2 separate regions of the Mus musculus genome follow, and region 1 is linked to region 2. A link is a loop called in an ENCODE intact Hi-C map of the cell type or tissue named here. Cell type or tissue: heart. All regions are shown on one strand. Each heading gives the region's core, and the rest is flanking DNA. Links, peaks and the distances in the headings are about the cores only.

What was found. A loop is a pair of places that touch in the nucleus more often than their neighbours do. Peaks named below come from ENCODE experiments on the same cell type or tissue, not always from the same donor. Only the 100,000 strongest peaks of a DNase experiment are listed, where the experiment ranks them.
Region 1: a loop joins it to region 2, with 3 times the contacts of the local background. A loop is called at or near these places in 12 of 42 quality-filtered maps.

The regions. Positions count from the first base shown.
Region 1 is chr16:33,825,750-33,837,168 of GRCm38, forward strand. Itgb5 (integrin beta 5) reads left to right here and starts at 3,916. Exons shown (of 15, transcript NM_001145884.1): 1 at 3,916-4,281. The coding sequence starts at 4,212. In heart, for the core only: a CTCF peak has its summit at 4,481; DNase peaks (open chromatin) are centred at 3,852 and 4,482; H3K4me3 peaks cover 2,761 bases; H3K27ac peaks cover 2,691 bases.
Region 2 is chr16:33,886,246-33,897,664 of GRCm38, forward strand. The region is part of intron 5 of Itgb5 (integrin beta 5); the gene reads left to right. Among named protein-coding and RNA genes, the nearest start is that of Itgb5, 62 kb to the left of the region's middle. In heart, for the core only: a CTCF peak has its summit at 5,944 (motif pointing right); DNase peaks (open chromatin) are centred at 5,023, 5,596, 5,706 and 6,576; H3K4me3 peaks cover 487 bases; H3K27ac peaks cover 2,224 bases.

The sequences.
Region 1 (11,419 bases), core at 2,099-7,098, 62 kb before region 2:
GAAGTAACTGGAAAATAGTCTGCACCCTTCAGGCACTGTGAGAAAAAAATCTAGAGAAATAAAAATTATGACTATTTTGACTGCTTTGTTGGATTGGACAAGGGAGATTGGATAAAAACTCCAGCTGAGATTTCCTCTAGGTTAAAGGCCTGTTGACAATTAAATAACAAAAGGGGGGCTGGAGAGATGGCTCAGCGGGTTAAGACCACTGACTGCTTTTCCAGAGGGTCAATTCCCAGCAACCATACGGTGGGTCACAACCATCTGTAATGGGATCTGATGCCCTCTTCTGATGTGTCTGAAGACAGTGACAGTGGAGTCACATACATAAATTAAATAAATAAAATAAATATTTTCTTTCTTCTTAAAAATATTTATTTATTTATTTCTTGTATATGAGTGCACTGTAGCTATACAGATGGTTGTGGGCCTTCATGTGGTTGTTGGGAATTAAATTTTAGGACTTCTGCTTGCTGGCCAACCCCACGCGCTCTGGTCAGCCCCCACTCACTCCGGCCCAAAGATGTATTTATTATTATAGATAAGTACACTGTTGCTGTCTTCAGACACACCAGAAGAGAGTGTACGTTCTCATTACCAGTGGTTGTGAGCCACCCTGTGCTTGCAGGGATTTGAACTCAGGACTTTCAGAAGAATAGTCAGTGCTCTTAACCACTGAGCCATCTTTCCAGTCCAAAAAGATCTTTTTTTGGGTGTGTGCTTTGGAGAGCTAACTTTCAATATGTGTTGGTGTTTCGCCTGCATATATATCTGTGCACCACATACATGTCGGGCCTGTGGAGGTCAGAAGAGGATGTTGGATTCCCTGGTACTGAGTTACAGTTGCTAACTGCCGTGTCGGTGATGGGAACCAAACCTGGATCCTCTGCAAGAGCAGCACGCGGCCTTAACCACTGGGCCATCTCTCCAGCCCTTTATTCCCACTCCTTTGTTTGTTCCAAAGGAAGGAGAGAGAGAGAGAGAGAGAGAGAGAGAGAGAGAGAGAGAGACATTAGCTTATTTTTATTCTAGTGTAAGGGTATTTTGTTGTCATGTATGTCCCTGTGTGGTATGCATGCAAATGTCTATAGAGTTCAAGAGGCTGTCAGAACCTCAGACAGGTGTGAGCTGCCATGTGAACCGTGATCATCTAGAAGAGAGACCATTTATTTTCGCCACCAACCCCCTAACTAATGGTAAAAAACACATAATGTAAAATTTACCATTGTGGCCATTTTAAGAGGACCATTCTGTGCCAATAATACTATCCATTTCTAGAACTTTCCCATTATTCCAACTTGAAACTCTGTACTCAGAAATAAAATCCCCTTCTCTCCTCCCACCAGCCTGTCAGCCTGTGGTAACATCTGTTTTACCTCCTTCTATCACACTTTTGGTTCTAGACATGTTACACAGTAGAATGTCTGGGCATGACAGCACACCCCTGGAATCTGGAATCTTAACACTCAGGAGGTACAGGCAAGAGAATCAAGAATTCAATGGCATCGTCTTCAGCTACAGAGAGTTCAAGGCCAGCTTGGGCTGGATAAGAGCACCCACACACATCCCACACACACACACAGACACACAGAGAGAGAGGGGGAGGGAGAGAGAGAGGGAGAGAGAGAGAGAGAGAGAGACAGAGGGAGAGAATTATATAATATTTGTTCCCTTGGGTCTATTTCATGTCACACAGGGTGTTTTTAATTTTGTAGTAAGTGTCAGAATTCCATTCCTTTGTTTTGTTTTCTCCTGATTTTGAGACAGGTTCTCTCTGCATAGCTCTGGTTGTCTTGGAATTCATTATGTATACCCCCTAGCCTCAAATTTATAGATCTGCTCCCTAGCGCTGGGATTAAAGGTGTGCCCTCGTACCCAGGTCCGTTTCATTTTAAGATCAAATAGATCATCACGTGTAACTGACACTTTTTATCTGTGAGCACTTAGATGAAGGACTCTTGGGAGGGGGACACAAACCACAAAGCAGAAATTCTGAATTAGAAAAGGCATCAACAAACCAGCTTTAATGCAGCTTAGATTGCTCAGGACTGCTTACAGCAGGTCTGGGCAGGCTGGGGACCCAGAGAACCACCAGATAAGACAGAAGGGGTCTGGTAAGAATTAGGGCAAGTTGGATCACAGCACTTTCCAGGTGCAATTTAGATAAATGGTGGTCCGTGCCAGATGTGGGACAAAGTAGGATATTTCAGCCGCTACAAAGTGCTCATTTTGAGTGCAGAGAAGATGGGATACTATGGGCCCTGAACTCAAAGAATGCATGGCATAGGAAAGCCACCATTGTACTTAAAGCAGTATTTCACCTTCTAGCTCATCCTACACTTTCCTGCCAGACCAAGCAACACTCCAGTTCAAACTCTTTGATCAGCTCCCATAATGTAGTAGCCACCTCTAAGCTGGGATAAGCATAGCCCCAAGGCTATTGCCCTAAGGGCCAGGTAATTCCAAGATCTACCTGGGCTGTTTCTGCAGCATGAATTCTTTTTTTTTTTTTTTTTTCTTTTGGTTTTTTGAGGCAGGGTTTCTCTGTATAGATAGCCCTGACTGTCCTAGAACTCACTTTGTAGACCAGGCTGGCCTCGAACTCAGAAATCTGCCTGCCTTTACCTCCCGAGTGCGCCACCACGCTTGGCATGCAGCATGAATTCTACTGGATAATGGTTAGCAGCAAACATGATTTTTTTTCGAGACAGGGTTTCTCTGTGTAGCCCTAGCTGTCCTGGAACTCACTCTGTAGACCAGGCCGGCCTCGAACTCAGAAATCTGCCTGCCTCTGCCTCCTGAGTGCTGGGATTAAAGGCGTGCACCACCACACCCGGCCAAATATGACTTTTAAGTCATAACAAAGCAATGTAGGACAGAGTACGAATTTGCATATGGTCCAAGGATGAACTTTGAAGTTTGCTCTGGATTGGTTCACTTTTCCCTATGCACACACTACAAACTGGCTCCTGTCAGTGCCACCCAGTTAAGAGTTTGAAAGGTGGACACAACAAAGTTTTTAAGATTCAAACGCCTTAGGTAGGTTTTTGCACCTACACCGCCAAGTCCTGACCTTCTAGCTGCTGCTGCTGCTGCTTCTGCTGCTTCTTCTTCTTCTTCTTCCTCTTCCTCTTCCTCCTCCTCCTTCTTTTTCTTCTTCTTTTATTTATTTATTTTTTCTTTTGGTTTTTTCGAGGCAGGGTTTCTCTGTGTAGCCCTGGCTGTCCTGGAACTCACTCTGTAGACCAGGCTGGCCTCAAACTCAGAAATCTGACTGCCCCTGCCTCCCAAGTGCCGTGTAAAGTCGTGTGCCACCATGCCCAGCTCCAGCTGGTTCTTAATAGGCAAAGGTTAGGCTGCCTTACTTAAATCTGGATTTCAGGGAAAAAGCTAGCAGTCGCTTCCTCCAGTATATTAACCCTTGGTGGCTCAGTTTGCTCACCTAAACAACGGGAGGGATGTTAGCACTTATCACAGTGCCTGCTCACCAGGGTGCCCTCCGCTTCACCTGAACTTCCACGTTCCACGTGTCCTCCCCTGCCCATCCCAAGCGTGGCGTCTGGATTGAATATTCTCGGGCGAGGCCTGGCCTGGCATGCGCTTGTGGCATGACGAAATGGCCTGACAGATCCAAGCCGTAACTGCCCCACGATCCTGAAGTCAAAACTGAGATTGCTTTGGCCCAAGTAATCTCTGCAGGCCTAATGGAGCGCGCCCCGCCCCCTCCCAACTCCAAGACCGGGGAGGGAGACCCTAACTAGAAGTTTCGAACACCCGATCCCCACAAGTGGGTCAGCTGTGACAGCCACCTGGGCAACCCAGGATCTAGGCGTGCTGGCGGGTCCCGGTGCAGGGCGGAGCTGGTCCGGCCCGAGCTCGCCCCGCCCCGTCCCGCCTAGCCGTAAACTGACCGAGTGGCGGCCCGCAGGAGAGGGGGGAGGAGAAAGCAGAGAAGAGTGGGGGCTGGCGGCCGAGGAAAAAGGGAAGGGTCTCCGAGAGTAGACGCGCGGGGGACTCGGCGAGGGTGCGTCCGGAGCAGCGACAACTCCGAGCGTCCCAGCGGGCCAGCGAGGAGGATGGTGGCGGCCGGGCGCGGACCAGCCCGGCCGCGGGCGCCGTGAGCCGGAGCGCAGCGCCCGGCATGCGGCTGCGGTCCCCGGCCTCGGCCCCGCTCCGCCCCCGCCGAGCGCCCCAGCCGAGCGGCGCGCATCATGCCGCGGGTGCCCGCGACCCTCTACGCCTGTCTGCTCGGGCTCTGCGCGCTCGTTCCGCGCCTCGCAGGTAAGCCGCGCCGCCCCGCCGCGCGCTCCTCAACTTTTGCTCGCCCGCGGCCGCTTGCGGGAGCCGAGGGTGCAGTGCACCCCAGGGCGCTCCCAGAAGGGTCGGCGAGGCGCGGGCATCAGATCTGCGTGCGCTGGCGGGTTCCCTCCCGGGCTGAGGAGGAGCCTTCCCTTCCTGTGTAAACAGTGTGCGTCTGGTGGCGGAGCCCGAGGGCGCTGGGGACTTGGGAGGGGAAGCCTCCGGGCCCGGTGCTGGGGCCCTAGCTCTTCGCTCGCCTGCACAAAGCGGCCCTTGTGGCCCGCGGGGAGTGATGTGGGGGCCAAAGTGTGGCGACCGAGTCATCCCGGAGGTCTGTGGATAATGCAACTTTCGAAGTTTGCTCTAAATTGAAAGTTGTCATTACTCTCTGTAAGTCCGAAGTCGCTGCCCCACCTGGTACACCGCCATCTGATACTGTTCGGTACTGTGATTCACAAACACTGTGTCCGGACTGCGGAGGGGCTGCTGGCGCTACCTTAGCCGGATGCACCCTGGCGCTGATGCGGGAGCCCCCAGCTACCTGCGTTCAGTTTTCAGACTTGGGAGTGGCAATTAAGTTTAGGGACCGGACAGTGGTGGCACACGCCTTTAACCCTAGCATGCTACACAATGAGACCCTGTCTTAAAAAAAAAAATCCCTATAGGAAGAATGATAGTTGACGCTCCTACCTCTTCCAAACCTACCCACTCAAAGAGGAGTTTCCGAACTTTCCTCTTCCTGTCGGAAGTAATTGTGTATTGATTAAGAGTGCGCTATTCACTTTCAAGCCCGAGGTACTTGTTTGCCTCTCTGAGCCCAGTGGTTGCCTGGCTGCTTGAGGGGAGAACTCTGTTACCCCTACCCGTCTCATTTACATGAAGGAGGTTGAGGTTTCCATCTGAGAGCAAGGAGGGAGTTGAGGAAACCAAAAAATGTCGCTGAGGCCCCAGTACAAACTTAATAGCGTAGCAAGGCTGCTTTTCTGGGAAAATAAGTAGATCAGTGGGTCCCACCCACCCCTCCCTCAAATCTGGCAACCAGTGTCCACATCTTTCGTGTTCCAAAGAGTCCCCAGGGAAACGCAAAGAGATGTAGCTTGAATCACCATCCTCTGGAATATATCCTTGTCGACTGACCTCACTTCTTTAGGACAGAGTTTTAGTTTGAAGTTATATTCTTTATAACCAAACTAAAACTTTATCTTGTGTGTGTGTGATGGTGTTTTTAACATTTTTGTCAGAATAAACACTCAGCAACCTTACCTTAGTTTCTTTCTTTCTTTCTTTCTTTCTTTCTTTCTTTCTTTCTTTCTTTTTTCTGTTAGCAGTCTTCGAAATTCAACTTTGGGATGGCTCTAGTTTCTTTCCGATTAGCCCTCTGATTCGAATGAAAACTCCAACATTTCCCATTGCAAAAATTTTAATCCTTATTAGTTGAGTTTCCCAAAAACCTGTTTTTATCTTACTTATGTCCCCTCCCCTGACTCTTCCCAGATCCATCTCCCTTCCCTATGACCCCAACTCTGTCCATATTAAAAAAAAAAAGCACAATGGTGCGGTCCTTGATTTGAGCCTTCTCTACTTAGGAAGGGCTACACTCTTAGAGAAAACTTCCCTCCCAGCTACTGTCAATGGTTCTATGGCTGGGTATAATAATAATAATAATAATAATAATAATAATAATAATAATAATAATATATCCCCATCTGGCCTGTAACTCACTATGTAGGCCAGTTGGCCTTGAATTTCCAGAGATCCCTTTACCTGTCCCTCCCACACTTTGGCATTAAAGGAGTGCCCCATCCCTCAGGTGTCCTTCATATTATTAGAATCATTAGGGTTTTTGTTTTTGTTTTTCAAGACAGGGTTTCTCTATATAGCCCTGGCTGTCCTGGACCTCACTTTGTAGACCAGGCTGGTCTCGAACTCAGAAATCTGCCTGCCTCTGCCTCCCGAGTGCTGGGATTAAAGGCGTGCGCCACCACGACCGGCCCTCATTAGTTTTTTTTTTTTTTTTTTATCTGCATGTGATTTCTCCTTTTTGAAAGTTCCGGTGCCTCCGAACAGACTGTTCATTCCCGAGGAGGGCCATTTAGTGTTTTCTCTTGTCTCAGGGTGGGAGTGGCCAGCCTAGGCCCAGGGCTGTTTCATCTTTTGTACCCTATTTTGGAGCCTGAGTGGTTTGCTTTCAGGGTCTTCAGAGTTAGTTCTGTCCACTGTGCTGTGGTCACAGGCTTGTCTTTTACCACCCCTTGCTGCTGCTGCCAGCCCCTAAAGTCAGTAAAATGGAATAAACCTGTTTCCAGCCTCCGGACTAGGCCGCCTCCTTCTCAGGGTGCTAGGTGCTTTGCAAGATCAGAAGGAGTGGCTCGTTTGGGTAATTTGACTTAGCTTCCCAGTGTGGCTGAGTTACCTTCATTTTCCTTCTCCTCTTGTCCCCTCCACCCCCTCCTCTTTCGGTCTTGAAAGATGACAAGACCCTTCTCCAGTTCATTTCTCACTTGCTAACGGGAACATAGTTTGAAAGGAAAATAAAAGTTACCTTAGGAAAGAAATCGTAGTGTGAAGTATGGTGCCCATATGGGGGTTCCTAGACTTGTCAATGAACCCAGCAAGGAACAGGCCCTAAGTTTGAGGGGCTTATTGTAAATAAGCCATTGTAGTGTTGCTCCACCCTTAGCCCCACCAGCCGTCATCTCTTTAATTATTCCAGGCTAGAACCTGACACACAAGCTCCTCTCCTCAAACCAGGGAAGGGCTGCGCTGGGGAGGCCTCCCCATACCCACTTCCGTTCTAAAACAGAGGGAGGAGTCTGGTCTCGCTCCAGCTGCATGGCTGGACTCATGTTTGCTGCTGTCGCTTATTATTTTATAAGCAATCAAATGTTCTTTTAGTGAGTGCCCCGCAAATTAGTATGCTCCGAATACCAAGAGCCCTTTGTTGATTTAGAGAATTCGAATTGGCAGCCCCGGGCCTCCTCACCCCGTCCCTGGCCCACCGTGGCTGTAGGCTGATGCGGGATGGGGGTGGGGCTGGGGCTGGGGCTGCTGGAATTTGGCTGGGTTTGCAGCTCCCTTTAGGTAACCAGGTCCAGACGCCGAAATGCAAAGGGTGGCCTTGGTTCATAGGCTACTGTTTACCTTCTGGGATTTACATTTTAACTTCCCCCGCCTTAGTCAGTGGGGGCTTTTCACGGAGGAGAACGAGGCAGAAGAGGGCAGGGTCTAATTAGTCCTAATTAGTATTCCTCCCCCGCTTGTTCTCCATGCTTATTTAGCTACTGAGGCAACGAAGAATTAAAATATCTAAGTAGTTTGGCAAATCGCCCCTTGTGCCTGCCTGCCCCAGTAACAACTTTTTCTTTTTCAGCTCGGTCATGGAAATATTCTGGGAGGTTTGTGGGGTTTTTTGTTTTTGTTTTTGTTTTTTTATCAGCAATGTGGGGGTAGTTACGCAGTTCTTAAATGATGAGGTGGCTTTCAGAGGGTGTGTGCTGGGGGGCCTGGGGGGGGGTCCCTCGGGTGTTTTCAGTTGGCTGGTCAAGCGCTTTGAAAGACACAGGTATTTACATCACGATTCATAACAGTAGCAAAATTATATTTATGAGGTAGCAATAAAAATAATTTTATGGTTGGGGGGGTCACCACAACATGAGGAGCTGAATTAAAGGGGCGCAGCATTAGGAAGGTTGAGAACCACTGCTTTAAAGGGTCACAGGCCCCCATTTGATTTTGCTTTGATTGGGTGCAGGGTTTGGTCGGCTGGGGGAAGACTCTGGCCCCACGGCCTTAGGGCTTTGGGCTGACTCACCCAGTAGGCGGAGCCCTGCAGCGTGAGGCCAGCTTCACTTGGTCCCTTCAGCAGCTTTGCCAGAGTTGTTCAGATGTGTTCCTGGTAGAGCCAGGTCCCTTTAGTTATTCTCCTCCCTCACTCAAAAGTAATCCGGTCAGAACAACTCTGATCACATCGAGCTGCCTAGAGCCTACCAGGCTTCCGGTTCTGCTGGAAGTCCGGTGGCCTCGGGCCCTTCTTCCCTGATCCCTCACCACCTCGCATTGTCCTGCGGGCGGTGTGCTGTCTGTCTGGACTGTTGTCTAGGTATCTGCTAACGGGCCTTGACGTGGTGACTCCCGCACAAGCCAGGGACCCCAGCCGCTCTCATCCAAAGCAGCCTCCTGGTCCCTAGTAGCCTCTTTCTTGGTTTCCCTCCTCGATGTTTTACCCTACTACCGTCCCACCTTGTTTTCTTTTCTTTCAGCCGCCCCTCCCCCTCCGAGGCCTCACTTTGAAGTCAGGGCCTGTATGGGCAGCTGCTTTTAGGAGGAATCGTTCTGGGGGCCGGGCAACCACATTGCAAGGTGTCAAGATTCGTGGAGCCGGAATCCCTGATAAAAGCCGGTTGCTTCAATCTCTGAACTGTGTGCTCTGGGGAGGCTGGGCGATGTGCTCAACGTCTTTTGTTTGTTTGTTTGTTTGTTTTTCGTACTCAATTGACCTTTTCTTCCCATAGCTTTAAAACCTCAAAGAATCTGGAAGTTTTAGATCTTCACACCCAGTTTCCCTGTTATCAGCATCTTACTTTAGTTAGTTAGTTAGTTAGTTAGTGTGGTGTGGTTGTCGAGGTGGATGAACCATACTGACACACTGATTAACCAGGCAAGGTTCACACCGCTCAGACTTCCTGAGTTTTTAACCCTTTCCTGTTGGGGGATCCGTTGGGGTGCCACATTACTGTCATGCTCTCTTGGGTGCCTCTTGGCTGGGATGGCTCGGTTGCTTTAGTTGCTTTTGACAGTTTAGAGTTCTGTTCAGTTCTACAGACACTGCCCCTGTTTTATAGACATTGATTTTTTTTTTTCCCTCTTGAGTGGAATCTTATGTTTGGGGAGGAGGATTCGAGGGGTAACTGGTTGCCTCCTTTTTTCCTTTCTCTTTTGAGACAGAAACTCATTCAAGCTCTCTGTGAGCCTTAGGTCCAGAGCTCATCCCTCTGCCTCTACCTCCTGGGTGCTAACCGCTTCATTTACACAGTGCTGGGTCCTAAGCCAGGGCCTCTTGAATCTAGCACTATCCCAGTTAGCTACCTCCCAGCCTTCGACTGCCTCAGTTGAGCTGGCTCCGGGGTTAAGAGCACATGCTGCTCTTGCAGAGGATCCTAATTTGATTCCTAACAGTTGTGAGGTGGCTCACAACTACTTGTAACTTCAGCTCCAAGGGATCTGATGTCCCTAGCCTCTGAGGGCACCAGCATGTGTGGGCACCACACATAGACCCACACATCATTAAAATAACTATCAGAAACATCTTTTCTTCTTTAAAAATTTTTGATGTATGCATGCACACGTGTGTGAACATTGTGTGTGTGTGTATCTCTGTGTGCAGCTGATGAGCACACATGTAGACAGGTCTGAGGAGGATGCTGGGTATCTTCTACTGCCTGCTGTTTAACTTCCTTCATAGTGAGACTGGGTCTCTGACTTAGCTGGCTAGCCGCCTGTCTCTGCCTCCCAGGGCTGGGTTTTCTTCATGTACCTGTGAGCACCTTACATAATTTTTTGAATGTATAAGCAGGTTATGGAGAGAGACTCCTCCTGTCTTTTCTTAGCACCCATTTAGGCCAGGCTATTCCCCCAATGGCCCCTGTCCTCCATAATTGGTCTCCGTACAACCTTTATACATCAGTGTTTCTCTGTGACAGTGACCTGTCCTCCATTTTCATTCAAAAGCAGCATTAGATATGCTAATGCAACTTGCTTTTTATTTTTAACTCAGCTAAACATTGGGGTAAACTTCATATTGGGGTGTCCATTCTGTTTTTATAGCTGCATAGTATCTCATTGTATGCATTGCTGTTTCAACAATGGAACACCACCACCTTGAGAGGTACAATGTACTAGTACTCCTAGTATCAGCAATTCAAGTCCAGCCTTAGCTACATAGTGAGTGTGAGATCATCCAGGTCTATGACACATCAACAAATCAATCAATCAATCAATCAATCAATCAAAAAAAATGTAAGTCGTATCTTTAAAGCTTATGGTATTGTAGGTGTTTGGTAGATGTCTGACGTTCTGAAAGGCAATCTTAAGATGGCCCTGATTGAGGGAGAACCTTCCTAGGGCATACTTTAGTTTTGGAGTACCATCTTTAGATGTGACTGTGTAGTTCCTGGAAATGTGTGGGTCATAGTTCAGTTGTGGGGAGAAGCCCCCCCACCCAGGGTGCCTCGCTACCTTCAAGTTGTAGACTCATTCTAATTTGGTACCTGCTTTTACCCGCTTCTGCTATCCCATGGAATGATTTAGATCAGGTAGTTACAACTGCTGGCTGTCTCCTTCAGTAATAGTTACCTGACTTTGGATGTTCAGGGTAGGCAGAAGTGAGAGTGGCCGCCTAGAGCAAGGGGATCTAGAGGGTCCTGCAGAAACTTAAGGCCAGGGGGCTGCCTTGAGCTACTGACTCTGGAGGGGTCAGGGAGGAAGGATTGGGTTAGGAAACGCACTTCACACAGTGGGATGAATGCTAGGCCGGTCATAGACTGTCTGCGTATGATGAGAGAGGAGCTGAGTCAATGACTTTCGGAAGCAGAGCATATCTTTAGATCATATTTTGTAATAAACCCCTGGACAAGACTTGAAGTTAGAGAGATGAAACTGTGCTGGGGCATGTCTGCAGACAACAACCAAGAAGCCATGTGGCTGCTGGCTGGGCCAGTGGCACTTATCTCTGTGACCTAGACACAATATTGCGACATAGGTGAACTCTGTCTTCTTGGCGTTCTGTGTGTTTCTTCTTCCTTCCCTTTCAGACTGCTTAGTGGTGCCAGTGACTCATGCAGCCAAGTCCAAACTCTGAAATATTAATAGGTGGAGAGCAGAGATGCCAAGGGAGGTGACTTGCACTGGAGGTGCATGGCACACAGCCTATGTTTTGGGGTTTGGGGCTTCTTGCTAGACATTCCTCAAGCTCCCAGAAGCAGCACCTGTAGTGTGGGCTGCAGCCCAGTCCAGAGCTCAGCGATGAGGCAATGAAGAGTGTCTGGAATCTGGATCTGTCCCCAAGGGCAGCCTTAGTTTTAGGGCAGTTGAATGTCGTAAATATAATCCATTATCGAGTGTG
Region 2 (11,419 bases), core at 3,451-8,450:
CATGGCTTCTTTAAGGTCTAGCTCTAAGGCATGCTCTGTATTTCTTAGAAAGGTGATCTTTGCAGAAGATAAGGGAAATACCTGCTTCTCTTTGGTATTCTCACTAGTGGTAGTGTGTGTGTGTGTGTGTGTGTGTGTATGTATGCATGCGTATGCATGCTCACACGAGCATGCACACACAAGCATCCCCCCTGCCCTCTCCCTGCCCTCCACTGCTGCTCAGATTGCTGTTGGAGGAATTTAACGGTGTTTACAGCTAAGGGGCCACTCTCTTAGGCAAGCATCTTTTTCTAATGTAGTATCCACAAGTGGGTTAGGATTGGAGTGTGCATGCCATTACCTTTATTGCTTTATAAACCTATGGTTGAACTGGTTTATGCTTGTTCTGGGTCTCAATTATGGTTCCTCCTTTTATCAGTTATTGTTTCCCTCAGAACTCTCTAGAAGTTGGCTTTAAGTTGTGTATTCCTTATTCTAAAATTATACAGGTTGATGTGTGGTGAGTGGTTCAGACTGGGGCTATGGTTGCTTTCCTACTTTACCAAACAGGAAGCACCCTTGACCTCGGAGTAGGACGAGGAGTGGGTGGGGCAGTGAGTGTGGCCTCAGCGCTGAGGTTTCCAGACTCCAACTCTGTTTACTCTAACTATGCATCGGTGTCTTCAGGAAACTATTAAAGTATCGGATTTCTCAATCTCTGTCTGTCTCTGTCTCTGTCTCTCTCTTTATCTCTCTGTTCCTATGCTGTGTGCGCCAGGCTAACTGGCCAGCAAGCTTTGGAAACAAGGCTTGGAAAACTGACACAAGTCTAAGGTCTATAAGAAATCAGGCAGGCTCAAAGAAGCCAAGGAGTGATTCTGCTGCTTCTGCCTCCCATCTGGCCTTAGGAGTACTGAAATTACAGATGCGAACCCCTGAACCCCCAACTCCCGTGTCAGGTTTTTTACTTGGGTTCTGGGTCAAATTCAGGTTGCCAGGCTTCTGTAGCTAGTGTTTTTACAAGTTGAGCCATCTCCCCTGTCCCCGCCCCCGCCCCACCCCAACCCCTCTGCCTCTCAGGAGCTGGGATTAAAGGCCTGTGTCACAAGGTAAGGCCAGCTTTTTTTTTTTTTTTTAAAGGCTTTACTTATATAATGGCCAGTGTGTCATTTTCCTGGGCCCCATCAGGGCCTCTGTGTTCCAACCACAGTAGCTTCACTTACCTGGCTGGACTCTTGCACACCTGGGCTGCTTTTCCTGCTCTTCACTCCTTTTCCTTCCCTTCATTTTTTTTCTTCTTTCTTTCTTTCTTTCTCTCTCTCTCTCTCTCTCTCTCTTTCTTTCTTTCTTTCATATGGTTTCTTTTTCTTTTTCTTTTTCTTTTTCTTTTTTTTTTTTTTTTTTTTTTGGTTTTTGAGACAGGGTTTCTCTGTGTAGCCCTGGCTGTCCTGGAACTCACTCTGTAGACCAGGCTGGCCTCGAACTCAGAAATCTGCCTGCCTCTGCCTCCCAAGTGTTGGGATTAAAGGTGTGCACCACCATCGCCTGGCCCTTTTCTTTCTTAATAGAATTCATTGCAGCAAGCACTTTCCACCCCCTCCTCCAGCCTCCTGCATCTTGCCATCCCACATCAGGGAGGTGTGTTTGTTCCAGACAGTGGGCCATTGCTGATACACTTCACCCACTGTGCATTTTACACTATGGAGGTCCTGATGTTTGCAAACAAGGAACTGTCCTCTTCCCGTTACAGTGTTGTACGTGGCACCTTCCCCATCCCCAGAGCCTCGAGCTCACATATCATCCCTCCCTAAACCTGTTTTTAAACATCTGTGTGTGTGTGTGTGTGTGTGTGTGTATCTGTGTATCTGTGTATGTGTGTGGTGGTGGTGGGGGGTGGTTCAGATCTGGAAGACAGGAATTTGAGCCTTGGACCTGCAACATGCTGTCTCACACTGAGTGACAGTCCCAGACCTTTGAACTCCTTTCTTTGCATGTCTAACCTGGCTTGCTTGTGTTGCAGAAGTCAGCTTAAATGGCTGTCCATACTCCCTGACTGATCACCCTCACTGGGTGGGTCAGGGTCTCCTAAGTACTTGGTCATTCCTATCCCAGCTATCACTTTTTATTTTGTCCATTGCTTGAATGGCATGTCTCCTTATTGAGACACTAGAGGTGTTGTTGTTGTCATACCTGTGTGTCCCCAGCACCTAGGAAGGGTCTCTGTCACACATTGTGCTCCTCGTCTGTCCATCTTCCCACCATGCTCTGGTGCCTTCATGGCCTCCAGAATGTGATACATGCACCTTCAGAGTGGAGCCCTTAGTGCTGTGTACTGCAGTGCTCTCAGCTTGGTAGCAGTTCCAGTGGAGAGAAAAGTATAGAAACTAGGAGAAGGCCCCTATCCTTGGGGTTCTGTAGTTTTGTTTTTTTTTTTAAAGACAGGTTTCCCTGGCTGTCCTGGAACTCTTATGTACCGCAGGCATAATATGTATTCACAGAGGTCTACCTACTCTGCCTCTTGAGTGCTGCCATTAAAGGCCTGTACCACCACACCCAGTCAGCCACTCAGGGATTTTGAGTTTGGGGATCTAATTAGGGGTAAATGAAACATCCTGTTTATTAATGACCCATATGACGTTATTGATATTTGTGTATTGGTATCTTTCCTCTGCATCATTTATTCACTTTCTATAGTACTAGAAATGAAATCAGGGATGTTGATAGCTCAGACAAGGGCTCTACCACTGAGCTACATCCTTAGTCCCCAAAATGGAAAAATCTGTCTGGCTTATTCTACATCCTACAGTTAGTTCCTTCCGTTCAGCTTGGACCCTGCTAGAAGCCCATACCCGAGACATCCCCTGTGCTTTTGGGGGTTTGGGCTTGAGGTGGCTGTTTGGGACCTGAGTCACAGGCAGCTCCGTTCCTCAGGGAACGAAATCCTATACTGTGGTTTCACTGAATGTAACCACAAGGCAGAGTTTTTTTCCCAAGCGTATCTTCTTGTGAAGTATGATTAGAAGCAGGAAAAACAAACTCCTAAGGAGACCATGTTTATTGTTACAGAGTGATGGAAACAGGCCTGAATGTCTGTGTGGTTGGTCATTCGGGAAGCCAATCCCACAGTTAAAGCTTGATTTCCCTCGTGGGCCGTGTTGAAAGAGTCTGTCACTGTCCAAAGAGGCCACCTGCCTCTCTTTCTTCCCTCCCTCCCTCCTCCCCAGCACCTGCTCCCTCCTCCTCTCAGAGCCTTCTGGAAAGGTTCATAGACAGTGTTCTGTTGTCAATCTGAAAGTTTATTGAGCGCTTACCGTGTGCATGTGCCCCACGCGAGGTGTCGTGAGGGGCTCAAGGTTGAGGTGGCCACAGGTCTGGCTCTGTGAACATAATTCTACTTGGAAGACAATGAGAGAACAAGATCTGAGGCGCAGCTGGACGTACTGGCCATTTAGGAGCCAGTGGTCAGGGATGGCCCTCCCATCCTCCCCCCCCCCCCCAAAAGGCTGGCTTGGTCCTTTCACGCCCCACCCCTCAGGCTCACAACTGTCTGTAACTCTAGTTCCAGGGGATCTGGCTCCCTCTTCTGACCTCTGCAGGCACCTGTATACGTGAGATACGCATAGATACCTTCAGGGAGACACACATACTTATAAAGTAAAAACTTTTAAAAAATGTCGCTAGAAAGAGAGCAGAGATGGATAGAGGGAGGGTGCTAGGCACAGGAACAGTCTCCTCCTCTGAGGGGAGATACTGTGGGAAGCATGTTAGCTGACTTCACCTATCATAGAGGAGGGGAAGGGCCCTTCTACCTGGAGAGGACTCCTGTGCGTAGACACAGGGAAGGAGTATGGAGTCCCAGGGCTCCTGGTAAGAAGAATATCTATATGTAAGTACACTTTAGCTGTCTTCAGACACTCCAGAAGAGGGCGTCAGATTTCGTTATAGATGGTTGTGAACCACCATGTGGTTGCTGGGATTTGAACTCAGGACCTTTGGAAGAGCAGTCGGCGTTCTTAACCACTGAGCCATCTCACCAGCCCCAAGGAAGAATATCTAACAAGGATTGTTGCTCCGCACCAGAGCAGCTGCCCGAGGAGGCAGTAAGTGGGTGTGGGCCCTGAGCCCATTGGCAGATGCCAGGAAAAAGATTCCTGCCCCAGAGGGAGGCTGGCTGAGACTCACTGGGGTTCTTATGTATTTCAGTAAATACGCATCCTTGAGTATGTCCCTCTGGTTTACCATGTGCTTTGTGGCCCCTTACCCCCCACATGTGAATACGTTATCACAAAAACGGGTCTGGGGAAGCTTTGTCTTCCTGTGAGCCCATTGGAAGATGCACTTGGCATAGACTGTGTCAGGGCCCAATCAGGTCTGCAGGCTGTCTAGTTACCCCCAAGTTAGTTTGGTTTATTTGAGATGAGGTCTTGTTACATAGCCCAGGTTGGTTGCGTAGCCCTCCTGCCTTAGCTTCTCAAGCGCTGGGATAACAGGCATTTGCTGGCCCCACTGTTGTGTCTCTTCTGTTGCTGACATTGAACCCAGGGCCTGTTAGGTGCGTGTTAGGCTCTATTCTGCCACTGAACTCTTCCCTCAGCTCATAGAAGCCATCTTTCTTAGGTGTAGTGGCCCATGCCTTTAATTTCAGTTCTTGGGAGGCAGAGGCTGGCAAATCTCTGAGTTTGAGGTCTACAGAAAGAGTTCCAGGATAGCTAGGGTCTATACAGTGAGACTAGACTCTGTCTCCAAAAAAAAAAAATCAAACCAGAAAAGGAAAGAAACTGTTTTCTCCCTATCTCCCCTTCACTCTCCTCCCTCCCCTTTCTTCCTACCCCCACCTCTTTGGTACTTTGGATTGGATCTAGGGCCCCGTGTTTGTATGTAGGTGGGTGATCTGCCGCTGAGCTACATTGTACTCCAGCCTTCCAGTCTGCTTTTCCACCCAGTCACTGCCTGGTGGTGATTTAGCCTTGCAGTAGCTGCCTTGAGCCTGTCCCCTACGGTTCTCATCCGTAAGCTCCAGTTGACCATGACCGTGACCTCTCCCGCACACACTCAGTTTATTTGCTAAGCACAGCTTGCTTTGAACTGGTGTCTCTTCGGCTCCCTCTGTGCATGCCTCTGGTTGGTTTGCAGGTGCAGCCTTTACTGTTGAGCCGGGGAGTTCCTCAGGAGAGCCAAGAACAGGAGGGTGGAACGGATATTCTCTGTCTGCTTTGAGGGACCACTTTCCTTGTCAGACATTGTAGCCTCTAAGTGACTCCTTCCATCCACCAGATTGTACCCCAGGCTAGAGACCTGTGTCTGTGTCTCTAGCCCATGTCCTCAAAATAGAGAAGCCAGTCATTTCTCCCAGGCCTAGGCTTTCTGGGGCCAGCTGCTGGAGATAAATTAGCAAGCACATCTGTCTGGCCCTGGGGAGTAAGCCAGCTTTTATTTATTTTCTCAGGCTGGGAAGGACTGGTCTCCCACTCTCAATCCCTTCCCCTTTTTATGGGTGCTGAGAGAGGTCAGATTATGGGGAACTGAGTGGTGAGCAGGCGACATTTAAGAGAGATGAGGCAACAGAGGCCACTGGAGAAGCTGGATCACGAAAGGGTTATGATCACTGGGCTATGAGTATATTTTTAGGCATGTGGGAAGGAATGACTGATGGGACATTTCCCAGAGAGGGTGGGATTTACGGGGCTGTGTTTTCTCAAGGAGGGAGGAGCCCACCCTCCTTGGGGACAGTGACATCAGAGGCTGGAGGCTTGAGGTTTAGGAGAGAGAAGAGAGCACTGGCTAACGGACATTCTTCTGGAGCTGTGGTTCATCTTAGGAACCAGGTGAGGAGGGGGCCGTTCGGTGACCAAAGACGCAAGGTCACCCAAATTGAATGTGGAGTTGAGAGGGTGGAAGTTGGAAGTGGGCCGGCAGTGAATTGGATACAGATCTAACCAGCAGATGGAGAAGCCAAGTGAACCGCAGTCCTGGCCCCGTGCCAGGATTCTTGCTGGAGTCCAGCGTGCTTCCGCTCCGCCCACCCTTGACATTTTCATCCCGAGGGAGGGCTGACCTTGGTCTATTTAATGACCTCAGTTTTGTTTACATGTTTTGTTTACCGTTTGATTTTACTCAACTGGGGACTACAGAGAAAGGTTTAGCCAAAAAACATGGACCCTTTAGGAAATCTTTTTAAGAAAGAGCACTCAACGTAAAAATTAGAAGATGCAAATAGCGAAAAGGAGAAATGTGTGCGCAGTGCTCTGCTCTGAAGAGAAGGTGGGGGGGTTATGAGTTAGAGACGCAGGTGGGAGGTTTTGGCTCCACAGCGATAGTGGTGGTGTTGATGAGTACCAATTACTGCCTCTTTACCACGCTGCAGGTACATGGCTGCTGCCCTGTGTGTCATGTCAGTTAAGCCTTTCAACAGCTGTTTTATCAGTAGCCGTTATCTGTCCTTTATAGACGAGGAAGCTGATGTTGACAAAAACAAAAACAAAAACAAAACAAAACAAAAAAAACCTCTCTCAGGGTCACACAGGCAAGATAAAGCAGATGTGGGGCTGGTTCCAGCTCTACCAGCACCTGACCTCAAGCAGGCAACTGCTGCCAAGGAAAAGCGTTGATGGGTGACATTCCTAGTCCACTCCCGGCCACCGGCATGCCCTTGGAATGCATTGTTTTTGAACACTGCACTCTGAGCAAAACAAGCCTTGTTTAAAATGATCCATCCCTGAAGTCTAGTTATATACATAAGCCACACATTGAAAGCATATGGTTTGACACACTTTTTCTTTTTACCTTGGTTTTTGAAACAGTCGCATACGTGTAGCTCGGGCTGACTTCAGACCTCTTGCTTCAGCCTTCTGAGTGCTAGGATTACGTTCCAGCATGCTTAGCCCCCACTTGAAAAATTTGACGTGAAGAGTATATTTACATAAGAAACCATCATCAAACCAAGATAATATCCAGATTATGAGAGTTCATCCAGGCAAGATGCTTGCCGCCAAGCCTGACAGCCCGAGTTCGATGCCTAGGTCTCACTTACATGATGGAAATGAAAGACTCTGAGAGGAGCCCCTCGCTCAGGCCTCAGGACAATAGCGGACACCCAAGAACTCACGACAGACCAAGCTTGTTGCAAACCACATGAGGCTTTATTCGGGGAAAGCCAGAGCTCTGGGGACGACTCATATCCCACTCAGGGGTAGAGGAGTCGTCCTCGAGGGGAAAGAGGTCACAGTTTTTATAGGCCCTCAGGGGGGAAAGGAGAAGGGGGAGATTAGGGGATTTCCAGATCTAAACAATGTCTATTCTCAAGAAATGGGTATGGGAGGGGTACAAGGAAAGAGTCTAATGAGGTGCAGCAATGGGCACACACCTGGTCAGAACATTGGCAGACACACACAGGTTCAAGGAGTGGCCAGAGCATTGTGCACCTCTATGTTTCTAAATCAGTGAAGCTAGTTCTGCTAACACTGACGTCTATCTTGCCAATTTCAGGGCTTCTGTGTCCTTTTACATTCTGCCAGGATCTTTCAGAAGGAGAGAACCAACTCTCACAAATTGTCCTTTGCCTCCATGTAGGTGCTTGGCAGGCATGCAAGTCCCCCACCCCAGTCAACAAAGCTAAAGAACATATCATTTACGCGTGTGAGTAAGTGTGGGCCTGTCACTTCTCCTTCCTGCATCTCCCCCAGGCAACCACACATTGGCTGTCACTACACATAAGATCTATTTGCAAAAATTGTATATACTCAGTGCATTCATTCATTCATTCATTCATTTACTTGTTTATTTCTTTTGGCTGGCCTGTTTGACCCTGCACAGTTATTCTCAGATTCCTTCTTGCTTGTAAATGTATCTACTCATTCCCTTTGTGGCTTAGTGCTAGTCCACTGCAAAGTTGTTCAGCCATTTATCTGGCCGTTCACCAGCTATGGTTATTTTCAGTTATTGTCTATCCTTAGGAATCGCTATGAATGCCAGTGTGCTTGTTCTTTTTAATGGATATTTGCTTCTGTTTCTTTTGGGTTGATACCTGGAGTGGGTTAGTTGGTCTTACCATAAGTGTTTAACTTGGTAAGAAATTGCCAGCACTTCTGCAGGGCATTGGTATCGTGTTTTAACTGTACAGCAGTGCTGTGGTGGTCTGGGCCCCACACATCCTCTTCAGTGTTTCTGGTCTTTGCTCAGAGACCAGCTGTATTGTTTGCTTTTCTCTTGCTGTGATAAAACACTGTGACCAAAAGCAGCTTAAGGTATATTTGGCCTTACTGTTCCAGAGAGAGAGAGAGAGAGAGACAGAGACAGAGACAGAGACTTACTGTTCCAGAGAGAGAGAGAGACAGAGACAGAGACAGACACAGACACAGACACAGACACAGACAGACAGACAGACACACCATTGTGGTCAGGGAGGCAGGGCAGTAGGCAACTGAAACCAGAAGCTGGCTGTTCACATCTTGTCACACAGGAAGCAGGGAGAAGCTTTAAACACTCCCCGGGAATGTACTTCCTCTCAAAGGCTGCACATCCTAAAAGTTCTAGGACCTCTCCAAACAGTACTACCAAATAGGGACCCAATATTCCAATACCTGAGCCTCTGGAACCATTTCTCACTTAAACCACTACCCAGAGTCTCACTATGTAGTCCAGGCTGACCTCAGATTCACTTAGCCTAGGCTGACCTCAAATTCATGAGCTTGCCTCAGTATCCTAAATGCCAGGATTACAGGTGTGTGCCATGTGTTCAACTTAACTTTGTCCATTTTAACATGTGTGCAGCTATGGAGTAATTCATAGTCCCTTGTGTGACACTTGTGTGACCTTACTACCAAGCAGTAAAAGGGGGAGAAAGGTAAACTGGTTAATCCTGGCCCTTGCATAGAAGTTTAGAGTCTCATTATAGTTTCCTTGATGTGCCAAGTATTTCCAAATATACTGTGTATAAAGGCCCAGCACCAGTCCTGTCAGCTTTAGTTCCAATTTCCAAAAGCTGAAAGAAATGGGGGCTTTTATTGGGCTCCACAGTTAGAACAAAGCGAAGACTTGAATTTAGATTCATCTCTTCCAAAGATACTGGACTATGGCTCTCATGGATGGTCTGTATCATACTTCAGCAACTTCCTTTGTTTGTTTGTTTGTTTGTTTGTTTGTTTTTCAAGACAGAGTTTCTCTGTGTAGCCCTGGCTGTCCTAGAATTCACTCTGTAGACCAGGCTGGCCTCAAACTCAGAAATCCGTCTGCCTCCTAAGTGCTGGGGTTAAAGGTGTGTGCCACCACTGTCTGGTAGCAACTTCCTTTAAAATGAAAAATAAACCGGGTGTGGTAGCACATGCCTTTAATCCCAGAACTCAGGAGATAGGGGCAGGTGGATCTCTGTGAGTTCGAGGCTAACCTGGTCTATAAAGTGAGTCCAGGAGGAGGGGGAGGGGGAGGGGGAAGAGGAAGAGGAAGAAGAAGAAGGATCCCATTGCTTAGTTTTGTTCTTTGTCCTAAATGTGGAATACCAAACTGAAATCGCAATCAGACAGCAGGCAGTTTATTTTGAATATAAATACTCTGGAGTCACCATGTGACATCTCCAAGCTGAAAGCCTGGGCGGATAATTTGTCTGTGTCCTGACCCATCCTGCAACCCGACTCTGGGCCAAGGCCATTGACACCACTTACTGATCCTGAGCCCAGTTAATAGGAAATTGAGTTCCTCCCATTCTGTGGAGCAGTGTCTGCTGTGGACGCTCCCTCCTTTCAGCAAGCGTCGAGGTTTGGATCTGGCAGTCACATGTCACACACAGTGTTGTACTGGGGGTTTTCTGAGTTATCGCCTTTCCTGTGCACACAGAGCTTTCTCTCCCTGTATGACTGGGTGATTTAATTTTGTGAGTGAATCTGTCTCAGTATGCCTTGATGGTAGAGTAGACTGGTCAGTTTAATCTCTCTGGGTGCCAGTTTGTTCAGCTATGGGATGGCAGTGTCTAGCCTATTTTACAGAGATTGGTTGAAGCAGGGAGGGGCTCATAGAATTGTGGATGTGTTCAATAAAAGTGACGTATTTTTATGTCTGTTATACAGAAAAGGGGAAAAAAGCTTTTGAGGTGACACATAAATTGGTCAAGGTTACACAGGGGGATAGAAATAGCAGGAGAACTCCATCTTAAAACACTCAAGTTCCACATTGTCTGGCTCCTTGCTAACCTAAGCCCTCATCTGTTTCTGTTTCCACGAGACCACAGAGAAACTGCCAAAGAAAATGGAGCCCAAAGAAAGCAAATAACAACATTCAAAGCCCAGTGTGGCAGAAGCACTGCTTATAGTTTGAAAAATAATAGGAAAAAGAAGTGATCACCCATAATCCAACTCCAAACACATTATGCCATACGTTATCTTAATATTTCTTGTTGTTTTAAAATAGAACTCTATTTCTTATGCGGTTTATAATCATACTACAAATTCCCTGCTTCTTTGTTCCCACTGTGTATATTGGTTGCCCATCACTTCAGACTTGTTTGTTTGTTTGTTTGTTTTTGTTTTTTCAAGACAGGGTTTCTCTGTATAGCCCTGGCTGTCCTGGAACTCACTTTGTAGACCAGGCTGGCCTCGAACTCAGAAATCCGCCTGCCTCTGCCTCCCGAGTACTGGGATTAAAGGCGTGCGCCACCACGCCCGGCTTCACTTCAGACTTTTTATGAACATCAGTCAGTTTACTTCCCTGTACCCACACATAACCACATCTTTTTGTCTTTTCTTACTACTGATAAAATGTGGTCATGCATAATTTCATGGCACTCTTTTGGCTGGAGTCCCCTGAAATAGATTCATGGAGTTGACAGATAACTACTCAGAGTTGGAGTTTTTTTTAAAAAGTCTGGCTTATTGAGGGATAATTTATGTAGTGTGGCATTCACTCTCTGTAAGTGTGCAATACACATTCAGAAGGTGAGAGCCAACAGAGCAAAAATCAGAACCTACCATAGAGAACTTCTCTGTGGCCTCTTCCTATCCCAGCTCTGGTACCGTGAGCAGCTTGTCCCGGTGTAGCTATGAGGGAGCACCAGCTCCTGGTTGTGGGGATCTCGGCTGTGCTCCTTTCCCGTCTTCCTGTCAATGCTTCCTTTTCTGCTTCCTCCCTCCCTGTTTCTTCTGTTTCCTCAAAGTGTTCTCCTCATCCTTCCAGAGCAGCTTGAGTTCCATGCAAACTGGAAGGCCTTTCTCCACCTCAGCTCTCTTCCTCCTCGGCATCTCCCTCCTCCTCCTCCTCCTCCTCCTCCTCCTCCTCCTCCTCCTCCTCCTCCTCCTCATTTTTATAGAGGATTATCTTGTATACTGCGTGGAAGCATCACCTGTCAATAAAAAGCCTATTAGCAAAAGGCAGGAAATAGAAGATGGGACATCCAGCAGAGAGAGCGAGAGGATTCTGGGAAAGAGTCAGAGGCAGGTAGATTCTCCCTGGACTC